2 separate regions of the Mus musculus genome follow, and region 1 is linked to region 2. The links are chromatin loops, found by intact Hi-C in ENCODE. Cell type or tissue: heart. All regions are shown on one strand. Links, peaks and the distances in the headings refer to the core of each region. The heading gives the core; the rest is flanking DNA. Region 1 holds the start of Gm35351 (a long non-coding RNA gene). Region 2 has its middle 60 kb from the start of Gm40146.

Region 1 (10,246 bases), core at 1,448-9,447, 360 kb before region 2:
ACCCTCACAACTAAGAGAGGAGCAGGTGACAGATGCTGTCAACCCTTTTAAGACAACAGAGCAACTTCGAGCCCCAAGGTAATGGACTTTAATTACAAAGAACTTAGCGGTCCCCAGTCTAAACCTTGTGGCGCTTTGGTCTAAGATATGTTGGTGTGTGAGACTTTTGCTAGGTAGCTATGAACAAACTACAGACAGGGCACTAACAAAAGACCAAAGAAACAATTTTACCCAACTCTAGTTTGATGAACCAGTGAGCTTACTGGAGTTAATCTCATGAGCATTAAATTCTCAAGGCAGCTGCACCGCTGTTGGGTGGGGGTGGAAGACATACCAGAGTGGATGACAACTTTTAAATCTGAAAACAAGAGTCCTCTGCACAATGTGCAGTCAGCTTGAACACTGTGGAGGGTCTTCCTGCCCTAGCGGTTATTACTGCTAGTAAAAGCTTGGGAAGGATTCTTGACAATCTTGTGGCTTTCTGAACATTCTGAGCCTTGGAAGTTTCCATGGATCCTTGAGTCTTTTCAGTTTTCCTTCTCCCTTCAGGATAGAATATTTCCATTCAGAGGAGGAAATATTTATACAACAGCTGGAAATCACCAAAGATATTCAAGAGCTCCTTTCACAAGTGAGTATCTATGACCACAGTCGAAAGATGTTGTGCACATTTGTTTGTTCCTAGTCTTTGCTTGTATGCTAAATTCAGTAAAGGAAATTGGGAAGTTTTAAGCAGAAGAAGATAAGATCTGGTTAGTTAAAAAAAAAAAAAGAACTATGATAGACTTGTGTTGAACTGATTTGATGTGGCAAGCAAAAGATAAACTACTGCATTAAGTTACTAGTTCCTTGTCAAGTAAGCAGGTGTCTAAGGGTTCATCGTTGTAGAATCAATTAGCCATCAAAAATGATCTATTCAAAAAAATTGAAACCAACAAGTCCAACAAAATTATGTTCTGTATTAAAGCAGTTGTCCATGGTCTGGAATCAGGCTAAAGTGATTACATGGTGTCCTTTCAGGGGCATGCTGGGGATGGGGCAGGTAGAGGACTTTCTGGGGACCATCATTTTTATAGAAATAGATGTAAGCCTTCTGACTGCCAAGGGTATTTTATCAATGTAAGTGGTAGCAAATTGAGAGCAGAACAAATTATTTTAACCATACCAATGTAACTAAATTTGTTCATTAAAAATAAATTTTATTTTTCTCTATAGAAAATCATTGCCCCAAATATTATATTTTAAAGCGTGTTAACCAGGATTATGTTCATCAAATTCACTTTAACTTTACAAGTATTTACAAACACCCTCCCCAATTCTCATTTGAATCAGTAGCATTTTAATTGCTCTCTCCTAAAGTTATGACTTTAAAAAAATCTTGGATATATTTTAACTCAGGAGTTGAGGATAATATTTTTAGCTCTTGAAGTTATGTGCTAGTATGGAGAACAATAGTACACAGAAAAATTAACAAGCATTTCTGGGTTCAAATAGACAAATGATGTCATAGTTCTTTTTTAGTCTCTCCTCAATATTAGTTTTGACAAGGGGACAAGCTAGGATAGAGGTACTTCAACTTTTACTACTGAAATTGATGTTACTGTTGCGGTCACTGAATTCCGTGGAACTGACTCCAAGGCATGTAAATTAGGGGGAGGTTTTTGAGGAATGAAGCGACATCATAAACAGCCATGAAAACCTGGCACAATTGCCCTCAGAAACCCTAGAAATATTAACATGCTCGATATAGGCTACCTTTATGCTTCTATAGATCTGTTTATATAAACATATGATCATTACTGCTTAGAAATGGACTGGGTACTTTCTCGTGGTCTGTTTTTAATGGACTGGGTACATTCTCGTGGTCTGCTTTTTTTTTTTTTTTTTTTATTTTTGTCTCTCCTTCTTTTTCAAGGAAGGCAAAACACTTCCCTTAAGTAATTTCTACATAGCTTCTGTAATTTTAACCAACCATTTTGGATCTTGATGGAACCCATAGGGGCTTGAAAAATATCAATTGGTTCAGAGTTGCTGGCAGAGTGATTTAGGAAAGCAATCTCTTTCTTTCTATTCTTTAAAAAAATTTCCCCCTAGAATCACTTTTCCCTCTCGGCATAAAAGTAATTTGCTTTGCAGTTATTGGAATGATTAAGTTAAAATAAAAAGAGTGTAAATCACATTTAACCCTGTTCGATGGTTGAATGAAAGACAGCGAGACCGAATCTCCCTCTTCGCCCTTTGCACAGCCTGTTTTCCAGTTTGTTATCTGTCTCCTTCCTTGAATTAGATAAAGCAGGGACTGTACTTGCTCTCCTTAATTAAAGCAAACAGCTCTTCTAATGGGGCCACCACTCTGGATTTACTTGTAGTCGGCATGCATAAATGCAACGATGTAGACAGAAAAGGGCTTATATCAAGAAGATTTACATGTCAAAAGACACTTTTGCACCAAAAATAAATGCATCAAAAAGCAAAAGATACTGACGACGATTTTAAAATATCATGTTTTCCAAAGTGAATTACCACTTCTGTAGGGATAAGATTTCTTGTGTATTGTGTGGAAGCATCACCTGTCAATAAAAATCTGATGGCCAATAAATTGAGGCAGGATTAAAAGGTGGGGCATTAAAAAGGGGGAGGTAAGGGTTAAAAAATGGTGGGGCATTTGGCAGAGAGAGAGGAACTCTAGGAAAGAGTCTGAGGTGTGGGAAGATTCTCTGCTTGGACTGGGAGGAAGTTTGACTCATAAAACAGAAGAGAGGTAGCCATGTGGCAGACAGAATAGTAGAAAAGTAGAAACAGGTTAATTTAAGTTATAAGCTAACAGGGTCAGGCCTAGCTTGGCATGGGCATTTTTAAATAAATAATAAGCCCCTGAGTCATTATTTGGGAACTAGGGCATGGTGGAAAGGACCGCATTTACACACCTCAGATTTTATACATGATCAACACTGAACATTAGAGAGTAAAAATAGTAATGAAATAAAAGGTTCTTTTTTATACCACTTCCTATATACAGCTATATGAAGAAATAATTTATGTCTTTAATATGTAAAACTCTCCCAAGTTTCTTTCTAATTTACATAACCTTAATTTCTGTTTGCCTCAATAATAATAATAATATATTTATAATGTTGTATATTTGCATAAATTATATAACTTCTCCCCATCCATAGCATTATAGTTTAGCAGGTTTCACATCAAGACACAGTAACTATATTGTTGCTGTTACATGGATGTATCTCTTCTGTTTCTTGTACAGAAGTCTCTAGCTTCTTACTTCCTCTGTCTACATGCCTTTACTTTTTAAATTACAAGAGTCAAGTCATGATAGTGTAGTAACAATTACTTCAGAATTGGGCACGATGGTGCAAGACTCATCAGGCTAAGGCAGGAAGATCATGAAATTCAAGGCTACCCTTGGCTACATACAGTCTCTTGTGTCCTTTGTCTCCAGTGCAGGGATTACAGACATGCACAGGTTTGCTCTGGCTTCTTAGGTGTCTTCTGGAGTCCAGTCTCAGGCAGGTGTGCGAAGTTGCACAACATGCACTAACTACTAAGAACTGGCCCCTCACTCCAGGCCATCTGAGGTAGTTACTAATAATGGGTTCAATTTAATGTTCACCCAGGCTCTCCTTGCTTAGAATCTCAGAAAGTACAGAACCCCCCTCCCCCAGAGTTCGTCACACATGTAAGGATTGCTCCCCTCCTCTTGAGTTGGTTACTTTGCCAGGCATCATGGTCTGTGCTTGCCAGAGCTAACCTGGCACTTTGAGTTGAATTTAGTACTCTGGATGGGTTCTCAGCATTGCAGAATTCCATAGGACTATCCCCTTCCTCCATGGGAAGTTCAGTGTCTGTTGGCTGTACATCTTACTGTGTTCTTCCAAGCACAGAAAACTAAGATTTTTTTTTATCTTGGTTGTTTTTAAGCCAGCTTCCCCACATCTTGTAGAAGAATCATCTATTTTCTTGATCTTTATCGAGAATTTTCTATTTCTTGAGCCTTTCCCTCAATCTTCCAGCTATTTGTAAGTCTTAAAAATATTTGCTTTCTCATCAAAGTATTACTGCACCCTCCTGTTAATTTTAGTAAATTTGTGTCTTCGTGTGAATTATGTTTGAGTTTGAGGTAACAGTACTTGTGTTAATGACAAATACTAAAGTACTTTGGATGGCAAAAATCAACATTTTGTTCATTACTCACTGTATTTTAAAATTTAAATCAATCACCTTTTTTATAAATTTTCCTTATTGAAACTAAGGTATAACATATGTTTAACTTTCCCTGATAGCGTTATGTTAGAACAAACTTAAACAATGTTCTTTTTGCATGCACTTTGTAAATAATACAAAGTTGCTTTTAATGATCGATAATGCCTTTTGTGACTTCCATGCAACCAATTGGCTAACAAAGGAGAATGTTTAATCATGGCGCCTGTAGTAATTAGTATAAATTTCTAATGTTTAAACTGCTTCTCTTTTTGACATGGCACATTTTACACCTTCAGTATCTTGATTTCCTTCATTTTCATGAGTCTTAAATATCTATTATTAATAATTTAATACATGGATATATGTTTAAAATGCAGCATGTAATTTAATCTACTCTGTGCAACGATTCAACTAACTGTTCTTATAGTCCTTAGAAAACCAAGGGTTTCAGTGGGAGGATAAACCCCGGGTGAGGCAGTACTGAAAGCAGTCACTAGAGGGCAATAGAGGGTAAAGAAATAAGTCCCAAGCTGAGGCCTGGTCAAAAGGACAAATAGACCAATTGTACCATTTAAGATGGGCAGTGAAGGCCAGTTCCCAGCTCTTTGTAGGAGAGGTTAATATCAGTCAGGCCTATCCTCAAATTCCACCTTAAAAGTGAATCATAAGAGGACTATCGTGTTCAAGTCAGCTAGTAAGCTCTCAACCACTCACAAAGCAATGCAATCTACCAAATCTAGGGCAGATGTCAGACAATAGCTATGAAACGAAAGTCTTGGAGTAATGGTTGAAGTGGAAGTCTGATTTCAAAGCTAAGATCAAAATGGTGTAGACTCAGCATTCATAGACTCAATGTGTTGACTACTTACCACATGTCTATGAGAGAACCCAAAAATTCTTCCATGGCTGGAACAACTTTATAAAGGAGTATCATGCCTATTTAACTAGAAGGAAACTGGGAACAGGGTGGTAGGAATTTAGACAGCATAGCCATGTTTGATATGAGCAGAAGACAGCATAACTCTATTGCACAGACTATGTTAAAAGACTGTAGGCTTGATGCTTTAGTCATTAGAATGTCTGGGAGGAAACTTGGCTGGGGGCTTGGAGTGGGGGATCTGATGGCACTCTGCTCCAAGACCTGACCCTCCCTGTTAGTATCTGTAGAGAGTCTGTCTTCTCACTAGTCACTCACAGTCTGAAGTTCACTGTATAGTGGTCGACGACACGAACAAAACTATTGACACATGTGGTTTTCTTTAAAGTCTTGAGGAAAACATATAACCTATAAGTATAATAGATAACTTAGTTTACTTGTATGCATTTAATAAATGTAAGTGCAAAGTACAGTATCGATTCTAACATCAGATAAGATATGCACCATTTCCCCCAAGTATTGGGTACATAAGTACCATCCTAGACCAATGCACTGAAAATACATGAAGCAGTTAAGGGTGGGTACGCTTCGAGGGCTAAAAACACGTTGAATTTGTCCATCTGTAAATCTAGGTGGGTGGATAAATACAGTTTAAGTTAAAATGATTGGTGAAAGCTCAATAAACGAACCTTTAAAGAACTGACTAAAATGACAAAGACCAAGTACTCAGAAAAATAAAGGTGACTCCAAAGGTTAACTCATGAAATGATAAGGTCCCTGGTGTTGTAGACGCATGGCATGAGATTGAATGAAACTGTTTGAGAAGGCCTACAACTCAAAAGAAAGTATTCCTAGTATTCTATGTATTTCTAGAACACTCTAGAATGAGCTATACGTAACTGTAGTAAGCACCATTCTTTTTATAAAGTCCAGTTTTCTAGAGTTTAACTGTTCTGCGCCTCTAGGATCTTCCTGAGCACAGGAGGATGTAACTGTTTGGAATTTTCTACAGGGACTTCTGGTTTCCAAAAGGGGCTAACATTTAAAAAATCTGAGTGAATTTGTTATATATCTAGATAGATAAAAGCTATTAACAATGACTTCCCACGGCTCTACCCCTTTTCAGTCACAAAAAAAAAGCAATATTCCTTTCAACTGATTCAGTTTTCCCCTGAAATTAACACTTAATTTGCTGAACTTATTAAGCTCCCCTAATAGCATTCTCTCATTAACGCACAAACAAACTTCATTTTCAAGAAGTATGAACTGGAAAATGCTTCGGACTTATGGACTTGTGGACAGGCCCACAATCGCATTACTTGTTTATATTTTCAATTGCATAAAATTTTATTTAAAATTCATCATAAATACTAAGAAACTAAACTAAACAATATGCCTTATTTCAAAGTTGGCTTCAAGCTGTCAAAAGGATTTTTCCCCTTTATGTCATTTGAAGCTCAAACATCAAATGTAACTTTCAACATCATCTCTCTTATCTTTCACTACACACATTATTCTGAGGATGAAGATTCCCACAGCACTGATGGGCATATTTTTGTTTTCACATGCCAGTACAATAGGTGGAAATTTATCTCACAGCAACAAGACAGCTGGTCCCGACTCATAGCAGACAGCAATGGATCAACGTGCAACTTCCTAAAGTGGGCTGCTTCTAAAATGTCCACAGACAACCCACACCTATGTTCTAGGAGCCGTGGAGCCTTCTAGAAACCATCTGGGGCTTGTTCTAGTGAGACAACCTTCTGCCTTTTGCTGTTCTCTGTGTACTTATTTGTCTCGTGTTATTTTCATCTCCTCTTCCTTCCTATAAATGGAGCCCTGCTCTTTTCTTTCCTGTCTCAATTTCTTGACTGTTTTCTTTAGCATGTGCAAGCATCTGTTTGTGAGCCCATGCCAGATGGATACAATTCATTATTGGGAAAATCTGAGGAAAAATAAAATCAAGGATCTTTTTACACAGGCAGGGGACGAGAGAAGGGTGGGGCTGGAAAAGTAGACACCGGTCAGGAGTATTCTGAAGCCACTCAGGGTTCCACTAGACGAGAGGCACTGTATAAACCCAGGATGAGGCTGGCCTTTAGCAGTGCAAGGAGATACACTTCACTTGCCATCCCGCCACCAATTGTATGTAAAATCGGTCAAAATCAGCAAGGAGCCTGGTTGTTATGGAGATATTCACTTAACACAATACATCAACGCCTATACGGTCTTAGCGAGCTTTGAGCTTCGTGATTATCTCAGTGACCATGTAATTAAATAAGAAAAAGGGCTGGGAAAAAACAATGGAAACACTGGAAGCCCAGTTGACCTGCAAGAGCTAGGTTGTTGCTCTTCTTGTAAAAGAAGCTCCCTGCTCCCATGGGTAGAGCTTCATAAACACCATGCAAATTATGATGACTGACCTGTTGTGTTTCAAGTCTTCTGTTGCTTTGCATGTCTTCTATAACTACTACAATCCCCATTTATAGCTAAAGTAACCTAGTCTTAAAATAGTACAAAGATTTAGTGGCCTAGATAGATCTTATAAAAAAACAACTTTAAAGCACACCTGTCAACTCCAAATGAGATTTTTTTTTTTGGATTCTACATCTGCTATTTTTTCCCATATAATATGCTGATTCTTCAAAAATGTCTAGCCAGTCTACACTGAAGGACGGTCCTATCATGGTTCAGATTTTAATGTATTTTTCAGGAAACATTAATATACAGTCTCTTCTATCATAAGGAGCTATTTCCCAACAGTTCCTGGAGATAGTACTTGAGAGTCACTGATATTAGTGAATGCTGAGGTTTTCTGTGAAGACCTAAGGAAACACCCGTGTTGTATCAAAACTATCCCCTCCCCACGTGCTGAGCTTTGAGGTTTGGGGAGACTAAAGCCACAGAGTCATATCATCTCCCTGACGCCCACCTTTCTTAAATACACGGGGATCTTAATGGTTATGGACTCCTGCTCAGCACAAATGAGCAACTGAACCATAGACAAATGCAGTGAAGAGCACTGGTCTGAAATGCACTTTGTGAGGAGCAATGTTCAAAGCACGCCCCCTGTAGGTACCTTTGGCCTGGGTGTTCCAGGGCTGAAGGGAACTCAGATCTTCACACCTTTAGGCAGTGCTCTCGCCATGTTGAGTGATAAGTTTTCATGCCAAGCATGCTTGAGCTAGCACTGCTCTTTAAGGCTTGCCAGTAACCCTTCTAGTCATGAAAATAACAAGAGATAGATCAAATAACAGGTCTTTCAAATTTTAAAGACACTGCATTCCTCTTCATGGGAACACAGCGTGACCAAGTTTATTTAGCTGAGATAGAAAATAGTTTGAGATGCTCTGAGTAGATTGAGTGCTGTGTTTCAGCACTGCAAACTGTCAAGCTGGTAATTTTAATAGAAACAAAGGATACAATTCTAAGATTTTCCCACTGTTCCTGGAACCGAGAACCAATTCCTTCACGTTACTTCATCTCAAAGATTTCCTTTTGGAAAAAGAGCAATTCTGGTTTCCCTTAAGTTGCCTTATTTACCACTACTTTGTTTGTTTGTTTTTTGTTTTTGTTTTTGGAGACAGGGTTTCTCTGTAGTCTTGGCTGTCCTGGAACTCACTCTGTAGACCAGGCTGGCCTTGAATTTAGAAATCCACCTGCCTCTGCCTCCCAAGTGCTGGGATTAAAGGCGTTCGACACCACGCCCGGCTTATTTACCACTACTTAATGTTCTGTCTCATGTTATCAGTATGTATGTCTGAGATAAAAACATGACATTTTACAGAGTAGAGAAGCTCACATATCAGAATTTAACTGATAATAACAGAAGATTTCCCTGTTCTCCATCTCAAGTCCACCTGTCTTAGGAAGGTGAAGTGCCCTGGAATGCTGTGCTCTGTCTATTCTGCTGCACTATATTCAGTTTACAAGTTAAGAGATTAGATCATTTAACCCATTTTTCTTTTTGTGCAACTTTAATGATTCACTGAATTTCACACTGAGCTTTTGAACACTTATAATCCAATGATGAAACAAGCTCCAAAAATTTAAAACAAACAAATAAACAAACAAACGAACCAGGGCCTAAGGAACAAATCATTCATTTACAAGGTAAAGTGAAGAAACACACAGCCTCAGCCACAAAGTTCACTGGTAGAGGGAGGGGAAGTGGACGCTGCTTCCAAAGATAAGCTGGAGGCAGCCACAGCAGCTTTACCCCCAGGCCACAGCTGCCTCACATCCCACTACTGCTGTTCTAGAAAGAGAGAGTAACTTCTCCAGTCTGTGGGTCAGAGGCCAACAGAAATCCCGTTTTGTCAGGATAAACTACTTGGAAGACAATGGCCCCGGTACCATTGAACTAACCACCACTGTTGACATCTGAGCTAGCTCAGAGCTTGACATCAGCTAGCACCCACCGGTCAGAGAGCCTCAGTTTAGCCTACCACAAGCCCCTGCTGAAAGACTCAGAGATACAGTTGTTGAGAGCAAGAGGGTCGGACACTGCTAAATGAAAGGATGCAGAAGGCAGGGGTTGGGCTCAAGCTGAGAAGTGCCTTAACAGAGAGAGTCTTGTCTTCTGCAGCTAAAACCACCTCTTATCAGCAGAACTTACTCACTGAGTTCAACAGCCCTGAACTTGAAGCCAAAGAGTCATTTACAATCGTGAGCTGCTAGCCATGCTTCACTGCTATGGACCCAAGAACTCTTAATTCCCAGTACTGTCTGACTTCACAGTGGCATCCCTCCAGAGGCACGATCGATGGCATCTTGAAGGTAGGAGGTCCTTTGATTTTACCTGTCTCTCTCTGTCTCATACTCTCAATGTGACAGGACACAAACTTTAGGTGAATGTTCCCAACCAGGTAAAGGGTATTCTCCCAGGACTCTTCAGGAGAGAGGGGAGAGCTAAGTGTGGCATACAAAGTCCCTGGCACACATACAAAAAGAAAAAAAAAAGTTACCGTGGAAACAGCTCTGGCAGACATCAGGAACTTTTCAACACAGACTCAACAACAGTACAAGCCATAGGAAAAACAGAAGCTCAGTGTTCAGCTGCTCCTGACACCCCACCCCACATACAGACATAGCAGATCTTACTTGAGAAATCAGAAAGAAGGTGATGGAACACTTCACTGACTTCACATG
Region 2 (10,246 bases), core at 1,051-9,050:
TCCATGTGTTTGAGGCAGTAGACAGAACTGAACTTGGGAGCAACCCTAGACTCTGAAGTCCTCTGGCGTTTTAAGAAGCAGAGCATCAGAGTCTTAATATTGCTACTGATCATTCATCAGGGAAACTACTGAATTTTCCTGGGTCACAGCCTGGTCAACTGAACATTTGTCTCTTGTAATTTCAGTTTTGCTGGGAAAGTGTATTTATAAGAATAGTATTTGAAATTTCCAAGCCCATCTTAGTGTTGTTTTGAGCTGCTATCTAATCAGAAAACTTTTCTCCATCATATGTTTTGACTCCAATTTGTCATAATCGAATTGTCAGAAATACGGCTTCAGTACTTCAGTATCCTAATAGATTGCTTAGAAATCGTCCTCTGGTAGACACCACAGTAACTTATAGGTTGTCATCGATATGGCCTAATCTGTATGAACTCCTAATAGTTCTCTAATAGGATGACTTTGGACCTACATTTGAAAGAATTTTGCTGTATCCTGCTTGTTTACTATATTTAAGAAACATAGTAACTGTTTTTAATTGCTGAGTAGTACTCCATTGTGTAAATGTACCACATTTTCTGTATCCATTCCTCTGTTGAGGGGCATCTGGGTTCTTTCCAGCTTCTGGCTATTATAAATAAGGCTGCTATGAACATAGTGGAGCACATGTCCTTATCACAAGTTGTAACATCTTCTGGGTATATGCTCAGGAGAAGTATTGCTGGATCTTCCGGTAGTACTATGTCCAATTTTCTGAGGAACCGCCAGACTGATTTCCAGAGTGGTTGTACAAGCTTGCAATCCCACCAACAGTGGAGGAGTGTTCCTCTTTCTCCACATCCTTGCCAGCATCTGCTGTCACCTGAATTTTTGATCTTAGCCATTCTGACTGGTGTTAGATGAAATCTCAGGGTTGTTTTGATTTACATTTCCCTAATGATTAAGGATGTTGAACATTTTGTAGGTGCTTCTCAGCCATTTGGTATTTCTCAGTTGAGAATTCTTTGTTTAGCTCTGTGCCCCATTTTTTAATAGTATTATTTAATTTTCTGAGACTATGCCAGTGCCTAGCAAATACAGAAGTGGATGCTCATAGTCAGCTATTGGATGGAACACAGGGTCCCCAATGGAGGAGCTAGAGAAAGTACTCAAGGAGCTGAAGGGGTCTGCAACCTGATAGTTGGAACAACAATATGAACTAACCAGTACCCCCAGAGCTCGTGTCTCTAGCTGCATATGTAGCAGAAGATGGCCTAGTCAGACATCATTGGGAAGAGAGGCCCCTTGGTGTTGCAAAATTTATATGCCCCAATACATGGGAATGCCAGGACCAAGAAGTGGGAGTGGGTGGGTAGGGGAGCAGGGTGTGGGGGGGGGTATAGGGGACTTTCTGGATAGCATTTGAAATGTAAATGAAGAAAATATCTAATAAAAATTGGAAAAAACAGTAAAATATTGTGTTGTGGTAAATATTAATCTGAGGTTTATTATTTCACTTAGAACATATAGTTCCCAAATAAAAGACACACAAACTTTAGATTTGTAATAAACATTAAAGCAGAGGAGCTGGGTGGATATCAACCCTCTTTTGGATATATATGCAAAGAAACCAACAGTATATTTCTGGAGTTACCAATAATTCCGTGGCTCTATAAACTCAGATTTCTAAAGGAGCTGTAGGAGCCAGGCTGAAATGGTAGAATTACTTTGAATTCTATATTGATTTTGGATTTTATTTATGGGAAATGGTGATAATTGGCATGCTCTACACCCAGTTACAAGGTTTGCAAGTGACAGGCAGCTTGTATTTTGGTACATTAATCAATTTCTGATGTGCAGGCAGTGGAAAAGTAGTTTGATCTGAGAGGAGGCAGAGTAAAGTTGATTGCTCAATTAATGAGGAGACAAATAGATGTCATATAGGGACGTTTTATATAAATGATTGGTAATTTTTAATGTATTAAATATAACTGAAGAAAATAAAAGAATCCAAGATATACCTGGGATAATGTATTGTCAGGAGCCATCTAGGAAAGACTAATGCATGCAAATGAGTTTTCTAGAGATGGCCCACCATTTTTCATGGCCTGAGATGGGTGAGCTCTGAGATGTAAAGTCACCAGAGACTTCATCCCAGAAGTTTGCTGGTGATATGCCTTTCCTGTCACTATTACAAAGCCTAATAATGATACCGGGGCACTAGCCCATCCTATTAAGATTTCCTGAAGATCATTATGAAAATGTACTCTTATGTAATAATGCTGTATAAACGAATTGATGATTTCACAACTCTTGATAATGATTTCATAGAATGCTTAAAATAACACAAATAATCCCAAGCCCCCTATAGAATAAAGTTGCAAATAAAGCTCAGAAAACCTTCATACGTGATGGGCTAATTGTACTAAGAGAAAAAAGTAAGCTTGAAACAAATTTGTGATCAAGGTAAAACATTCGTTCTAGGTCAAGTCCAATGTCACAGATCAAATATTCAACCAGATCAAAAGGAAAACTTCTCCAAACTGAAGAAAGACATACTCACAGAGACAGAAGAAGGAAAAAAGACCATGGCAGACAAAACCAGAAGTTCTCCATGGCCTATCATAGTTAAAACACTACACAATATAGAACAAAAAGAATTGAAGCAGCAAAAGTCAAAACCTTAAGTCACAACATATAAAGGAAAGCGTATCAGAATAAATAATAGCTGATTTCTCAGTGGAAACTTTGAAAGCCAGGAGTTTGTGTTATAGAAAGTATTCCGTATTTTAGAACATGGGATATCTAAACTCTGGACTTCTCTGGGCCACATACACAAAGAAAAATCATCTTGGGTAATGCAGTAAAAATGAAATTTATCACTTGAGACCAACTGGCCGATTGATACACTGAATACATTCTCTCCATCCCTTCCATTTTGGCTAGGGTATTGATTTACTTTTTATAAGAATAGGTACATATTACTTGCAAGATTTTGGATTTTTCTCATGATGCTATAGTTCGCACCACTGCATTAGAATTTATACGACCTAAGATCCTTTGAAAGTCAATATCTAAAGCTTAATCACAGTAAGTAAATAAATATGCCTTTAAGAACAAAGTGTGGAAGTAAGATTGCTCCACAAATGTCATTCATTCTCAGTGACCCAACTGAATTTCTTTTTCTCATCCCTGCCACTCTGAGATCCCATCCCTCTAAAGGGAAAGATTGTCACTAAGAAACACATCACAATCTTTGTTAACCCTTATAAACAATCATTTCTCAAGTTCTCCGTGTTGCTTCTATATGTGAACAGAGAGTGAGAAGTAAAGTTATCACATTATCAGGTTTGTCTGTCTCTTTTCTTCTGGACAACATAGCACAAGGAGACAGGTAGGAGCGTATATCATGTTCTGATAATCACTTGGTCACCTCTTGGTAGACTACCATGTTCCACTGCTGTACAAAATACCACCTACTATATAATTTCTAAGCATGAGAAATTTGTTTTACACAGTCGTAGAAGATGGGAAGTCAAACATGAAGGGATCAGAGCTTCAGAGTCCAGTGGGGCCCACTCACTCCTTCCACAGTCATGCCTCTTACTATGTTATACATGATAGAACGTGGAAGACACAAGTAGGCTCAATCCATTTCCCATAGACTCAGTTCAGTTCCATCTCAGTGTCTCAACATATATCTAAAAGAATGCCTATGTACTATAGCTTACACATTGTTGGTTTGGGTGTTCAATAGAAAGGGGTAGTGACCATTTTCTGGGAAGGTGTTGGTCACCAGACCTTGATGGCTAGAATCTTCACATATAATGTTACAGGTTACAGACCAGGAATGAAGAAGTCATGCTCTCAGGTTTGTGAAGATGGTCAGTATGTTTCCTATTGTCAACTACTATCAGGTTCAAGAAACCACAACACTCAACTTCACCCTTCTTCATCACTTATCCAATATTTAATCACATGAGAATATAGAAGCTCATTTTCCTTTCCCTACTTTAAGACAATAGCAAAAACTATAGTGCATGGACAACAAGACCACCTGAAGCTACTGAAGTTTCTTGTCATTCCTTCTGTCTCATCCTAATTCCTGAAACTCCCTTTTTTCACTCATTGACTTCATGGCACATCTTATCTTGCATTTGTCCCTAATACTCTACCTGGAAATGTAAAGTGTCCCATTATTGTAGAATGTATTCTTCAAGGTACTTACTGATCTGGCACTACTTCAGATGTTCTGGGAAGATGCTGTATTCTACCAGATGCGATTTTTCTTTACAAATCCTGAGAAATTCTGGATTCTAGAAATGTTGAGAGCCAAAGATTTTATATAGATTGATGCCCTTTATTTACAAAACAAACTAAACAGACTTGCTAAGAATAAGGCTATGGCTGTTGCCTAAAACCACCACTTCTTTCCCTTATGCATTCACTCTTCCTTGAAATGCTTAGTCTTCCTCTAACCTATGATTGACCCACACATCCTGCCCAGGATTTACTCTTTAAGAAAACTGGCCCTTCTGTTCATGATATTTGCATACACATCTTAAAGGTATGATCTCTGTCCTTAATGTTTTTACTAATTCTGATTTGTTAGAATAGATTTACCATGCAAGGTGAAGATTTGAGTTTAGATTCCCAGGATCCTCATGACAAGCTCAGTGTGGCAGTGTATACTGTAATCCATCAAGACAAGTCACTCGCTGGGCCTTGCTAGCCAGCCAGACTAGCACAAGAGGCTAGCTTCTGATCCAGCGAGAAATCCTGTCTCAAATAATAAGAACAACTGTTGAAAGCTCCAAGATAGACTTCTTCTGCCTACAGGCACGAACATACATTTCATTTGTATCAGCACCCACCTGAACACTCACACCCTAACTAAAGAAAAATAAAGCAACTATCCTGTACTATTAGCATAAGGCAATCTTAAATTTTCTCACGTCATGCTATAGCAATTGCTCAGAGGAGGAAGACAGTGGGCAATGGAACAAACAGTGACTAGGATAATGTATTTTTGCCTACATGTCTCCCAAGGACTGCTCCTGAGAAAATCAAGTGGGTTTTAAAGTTATCTGGCATTATGGCTCCATCAAGTGGCAAAGTCGACAAGAAACTTTGGTAAATTTCTTAGTTCGAAAAATGCCTTGTTTAGTTTTTATGCTGCAGTTTTTCTCGGGGTCAAATCAAGTTCTAGACTGCTGCCAAATTTCTCCTTATGTGTGAGCCTCCCCTGAGTTCTTTTCAATTTGGTAATTCTGAGCATTTCATCTATGAACAGATACTATAGATTTTTGTGGGTGGACATGGGAGAAATCCTATTGTTTACACTTGGATTCTTTGAATACCTGTAAGCTTCCATTTGCCAGTGGATGTGTTATGGCTGGGCTTCAGATCCTTAATGACCTGTAGCCAGAGGCATCAACCCCATGGCATCTGGCTTTCCCCGGGTGGTTGCTCATATGAAGCGTTTGGTATGCACACGGCATTACTCAGAGCAACAGACTGAGGCAGAAAGGCTAAGAGAGGAAGCACAAAATGCAGGTCTGTTTTTTTCTGAACTTAATTCCCAAAGGAACATTGCTTCACTTTCCCTGATCTTAGCATCCGTTAGATAATAGCCACTTTGGACAGCCCACTCGGGAGGCTGGATCCTCAGAGTTGTCTTGAAGTTATTCCACAGGTTCCCTTTCTGAAAGGAGTACACCACTATTAGCCCAAGACAATCTGAAATTAATTTACCTTAAAATTGTTTACTCTAAAAATAATAATCTTACTGCAAACAATACAGTTCAGTATGTTCAAGGTAGCATCCGGATGCTACCTACATATATACATCAATTATTAATTCTACAGGCTTTAAAATCTCTTATTAGTTAGAAGTATTGTTGTTTCTATTTTTTTTTAATCTTTGAGAGTTTCCTATATGTAAACAGTGTTTTTGATCATATTCTCTCCCTATCATTCCCCTGTAACTTCCCTGTTTCCTCTTCATGTTCTTTTTCCAACTTAATACACTCTTTTTACAATCCATTTAGTTCATTAATTGCTACTTATGTGACCATAGGTTTAGGGCCATCCACTGAAGTATGGACAACTGGCTATACATATTAAATAAAGTTAAAAATTTAAAATACCATCATGTATTTGACCCACTAATGGACTATTCAGATGATTTAGCTACTCCCATATACATGTGTGGGCAGAACCTTAGATATTAATAATTATAGTAACACCATAGTTTAGAATATCTATATAAGATTTTCTTTATAAAAGTATGAAAAGAGTTGTGAGCTAGCTTATTTTTATCAAAAATAATAATTCCCAGTACATAGACTCCAATCTTGAAAAATATTTTAAGCTATATTTATTAAAATTTGGTTAAACATTTGAATTCCTTTAGCATCAATAGTGCAGATTAACTTTTAAAATATGCAAAGAGTAAACATTGTTGAAACATACTATGAAATAAATCATTAAAAAATAAATAGTACATTCACGTTTTCAGATAATACCATTGCAATAAGAGTGATTTTGCTTTGATCTATAACCAGAAGAGGGCATTAAGTGACTGTCCTAAGAAGAAAACCATTTGTGGAGAGACTGTTTTCCCAGACTAATGTATTACAGCATACAAGAACTACATGCTGAAATATCCTAAAATGTATCAGATGAGAGTCTGCTTTAAGACTGCAGTTTTCTTCCGAACTGAGAATCTCATGAGTGAATGGTTTAGTGTTACAAATAGCACTTTATCTGATTACAACCAAGGGTTTAAGACAGAAGGTACTTTATTGTCAAAATTCAGTGTCCTAAGAGAATCCTAGGACTTTCTTCTAGAATTATTATGAACAAAGTTGGAACTATAAAGTGGCTTTTACCAAGGTTGAGTTCTCCTCCATTGTCCCCTCTGAGACCAGCCTTTCTCTCTTCTCAGCCTTTCTTATGTCACAGGAGGGATGCAAAAAGGGAGATGGTTGCTGCTTAGTGACGTATTAAAGACACTGCAACTTAAAAATTTTTAAACGATGATCTCATTTTACAACTATTTGTATGTAGATGTGCTCTCCTGGGAACAGTAAACGGTGTTCACATATCTGATGGTGTCCATGGTAACCAGAAGAGGGTGTCATATTCTCCTGGAGCTGGAGCTATAGGCAGTTGTGACCCACCTGACTTGAATGTGAAAACCAAACTCTTCTGAAGTAGCAGGTGCTCTTTCTTAAACACAGCCATCTCTCCAGCCACAGAACATGAACATTTTTATCTCAAATGATGTTTCTGAAAAATGTTTTCTCCTTTTCCAAACAGAATCTAAATGATTCCCACAAGTAACTCTTCTCTCTCTCTCTCTCTCTCTCTCTCTCTCTCTCTCTCTCTCTCTCTCACACACACACACACACACACACACACACACACACACACACACACACTACACACTATCATGCACATACATACACCATAAAAGACTGAAAATTTGAGGGAGGGAGGGAGGGACAAAAAAAAGACTGAAACTTTAAAAAGATTTAAACTTTAAAAAAGCAGACTGCCACTAGAAAAAAATAGGTAGAAATAAATAAAACAGAATATGGTATGCAGATATTAACTGTGCATGGTGACAAGCACCTGTAATCCCAGAACCCAAGGGCAGAAGCAGGTGGGTGGCTGTGATATAGTCTCAAAGGAGTAGGAGGGGGAAACAAAACAGAGCAATAAAATGTTTGTGACAAAAAAGTGAGACCAGCTGTCAAGAGGGTTCCACAGGTAAACACTCTTGTCACAAAGCCTGAAAACCTGATTGCTGAGACCCACTCGGTGGAATGAAATAATACCTCTGTAAATATTCCTTTGAGCCCTACACATGCTCCATGACATACACACATGCATAGTGTGAACACACACACACACACACACACACACACATACATGAATATTTTTTTTTAATGAAAGACTTTTGCAGAATTAAAAAGAACATCAGGGTAGGATGGAAGAGGGCTACGTGGAAGGTAAGAACAAACTATGATGATGTATGAAATGTCACAATGACACATTATGTTTTAAAATTCAGATAGGGGAGCAAAATACCATATCTAAAGGTTTAAAACAGAAGAGTAATTTATTGTCAAAATTCCCAGGGTTCTAAGAGAATCCAAGTAATACTGACTTCAGGTCACGATAAAGCTAGGACATGGGAGTCCATTTTTCTCATATATAACATTACATAAATGCATCTGAGGACTTTTAATATTAGCTGGTTAGCTGAGAGAGACAGAAACTTAGTCAATGCCAGCATGACTGGATGATGTAGGGTCCTTTGAAGGCAGAGAGTGGTGCTGACTTTCTTCTCTGGCACTGAAGACTCTAATCCCAGCATTCCTATAGGTAAGCAGAGAATTAGCTACCTACACACACACACACACAGACACACACACACACACACACATACACACACACAGACACACACACACACACACACACACCAACCTTGCTCCTTCACAGCATATAATTATCTTTTCCACTACCACTCAATTTCCTCTAACACACACACACACACACACACACACACACACACACACACACACACACACACACTCACACTCACACTCATATACATACACCACGTGCAAAGGGAACTATTTGTACATTTTATCCAGTAATAATCCATGTGTGGACAGAAGAGATGATTTGTTCATTTTAAAAGGATATTAGAGTGTTATACATGCATTTCAGATGGGCATTAACAACTCATTTCTGTTCCCTTGCAGGCATAAGTACAGTTCTAGGCAGTCTGTGTATTTGCTTCTCAGGGTCACTTGCTCATGTAATTATTAATGTTTATCTTCCTCTTTTCTCCACAGGGAAAAAATGTCAGAATGTCATAGAGTCATAAAGCAAATTCTATTGCCTTAACCATATTGTTGAATATGGTTTCCTTACATTTCTAGATAAAAACAGCCATAGTTCTGAGAAAAAAATAATGTTCTTTTATATAATTTAAATTGTGAAAAGGATATTACCTATAAGAAAAGAATACTTTAACCTACATTATAATTTATTTAGGAGTTGCTTCCAAGAAGTCCACAGCATACATAATGAGGAATTCCCAGCCAAAGTTATTTTAAGAGAACAGTAGACATGACTCCCCTAAGCAGACAGTCAGAATGAAGCTGTGTTGCAATTTTACCTGGTTGGTTTTCTTTCCAGTGCCATCACAGGAGATGTCACCTGTCCAAAGTATTTTGGATGTCTGATGTCTTTGATAGGGATTCCTTTAAAGCATCTAAGAAGATAAAGTGCTTTTGGAAGAAAACAAAAGTTTTATCCTGAATGAGATAGGCCCACAACCAGTGAATGAGTGAAATTAGTCAGCTTCCACATCAAGACATGTCACTTGAAACCACCTGGGTATAAATCATGTTGAACCCCTCTGTCATTTGTTAGTCTAAAATACAAAAGCAGAAGTCTGGGCATGATCATCTTAAGCCATGAAAAATATATTATGAAAGCATTTTATAGAAGCAAATTGTAAATTCAAACAGAACTTCTAGAGAGTTATAAAGGCATTTTGCTTAATATGGCTTAAAATTGATTGATTTGGAGTAGGTATTTAAAAGAACAAGAGGGTGAACTGTACTGAAGAGACATGTATGCCAAGTACTTTATTACTTTTCTGAAGGAAACTAGACTTTGAATAGGTAATAGGAATTTTTTCAATATGGGGGAGCTAATCCTAAATACTAGCCAGAAATTTGGGGTAGTTCTCTAAGTGTTTATATGGAAATACTTCTTGCTAGGATTTAAAAATTAAAAATAAGGATAAAGTTAACTTGATGGCAATCTGAATTTTCAAAACACCTACTACAAATAGTTCCACTTGAGTAGAAGAGTTGAGAACACAGCAAACTTTCAAAAGCAAATAAGTTGCCAGTAGTCTCTGCACCAACTACAATCCTCAGTAAATGTATACAAAACTTTTAGAAAGATAAGACAGGTGGGGCTTCCTACAAATGCTACAGCTAACAGGGAATGGGGCTGTAAAAGGCAAGAAGGGGATTCTGGTTCAACAATTCTTAGTTATCTGGGCAGGTTCAAACTTCTAGGGTCTAATATCAGGCAGTTTATTTTAGACATATTTAAGTACAGTAAAATTTGGGGAAAAAAAGAGATTCCTGGTAACAATTATCTCAATACCATGTATTCGATAAAGCTTAAGGAATGACTACAAAGATACTCCTTTACAATGTACAGGTCCACT

Evidence for each region. A loop is a pair of places that touch in the nucleus more often than their neighbours do. Peaks named below come from ENCODE experiments on the same cell type or tissue, not always from the same donor. Only the 100,000 strongest peaks of a DNase experiment are listed, where the experiment ranks them.
Region 1: a loop joins it to region 2, with 10 times the contacts of the local background. A loop is called at or near these places in 9 of 42 quality-filtered maps.

Annotation. Positions count from the first base shown.
Region 1 is chr3:126,397,514-126,407,759 of GRCm38, reverse strand. All of the region lies in intron 1 of Arsj (arylsulfatase J), which reads right to left. It overlaps Gm35351 (a long non-coding RNA gene), which reads left to right and starts at 560. Exons shown (of 3, transcript XR_376048.3): 1 at 560-631; 2 at 9,684-9,874. In heart, for the core only: a CTCF peak has its summit at 4,699 (motif pointing right); no DNase peak of the experiment used is centred there; H3K27ac peaks cover 144 bases.
Region 2 is chr3:126,041,385-126,051,630 of GRCm38, reverse strand. No RefSeq gene overlaps it. Among named protein-coding and RNA genes, the nearest start is that of Gm40146, 60 kb to the left of the region's middle. In heart, for the core only: a CTCF peak has its summit at 5,087 (motif pointing left); no DNase peak of the experiment used is centred there.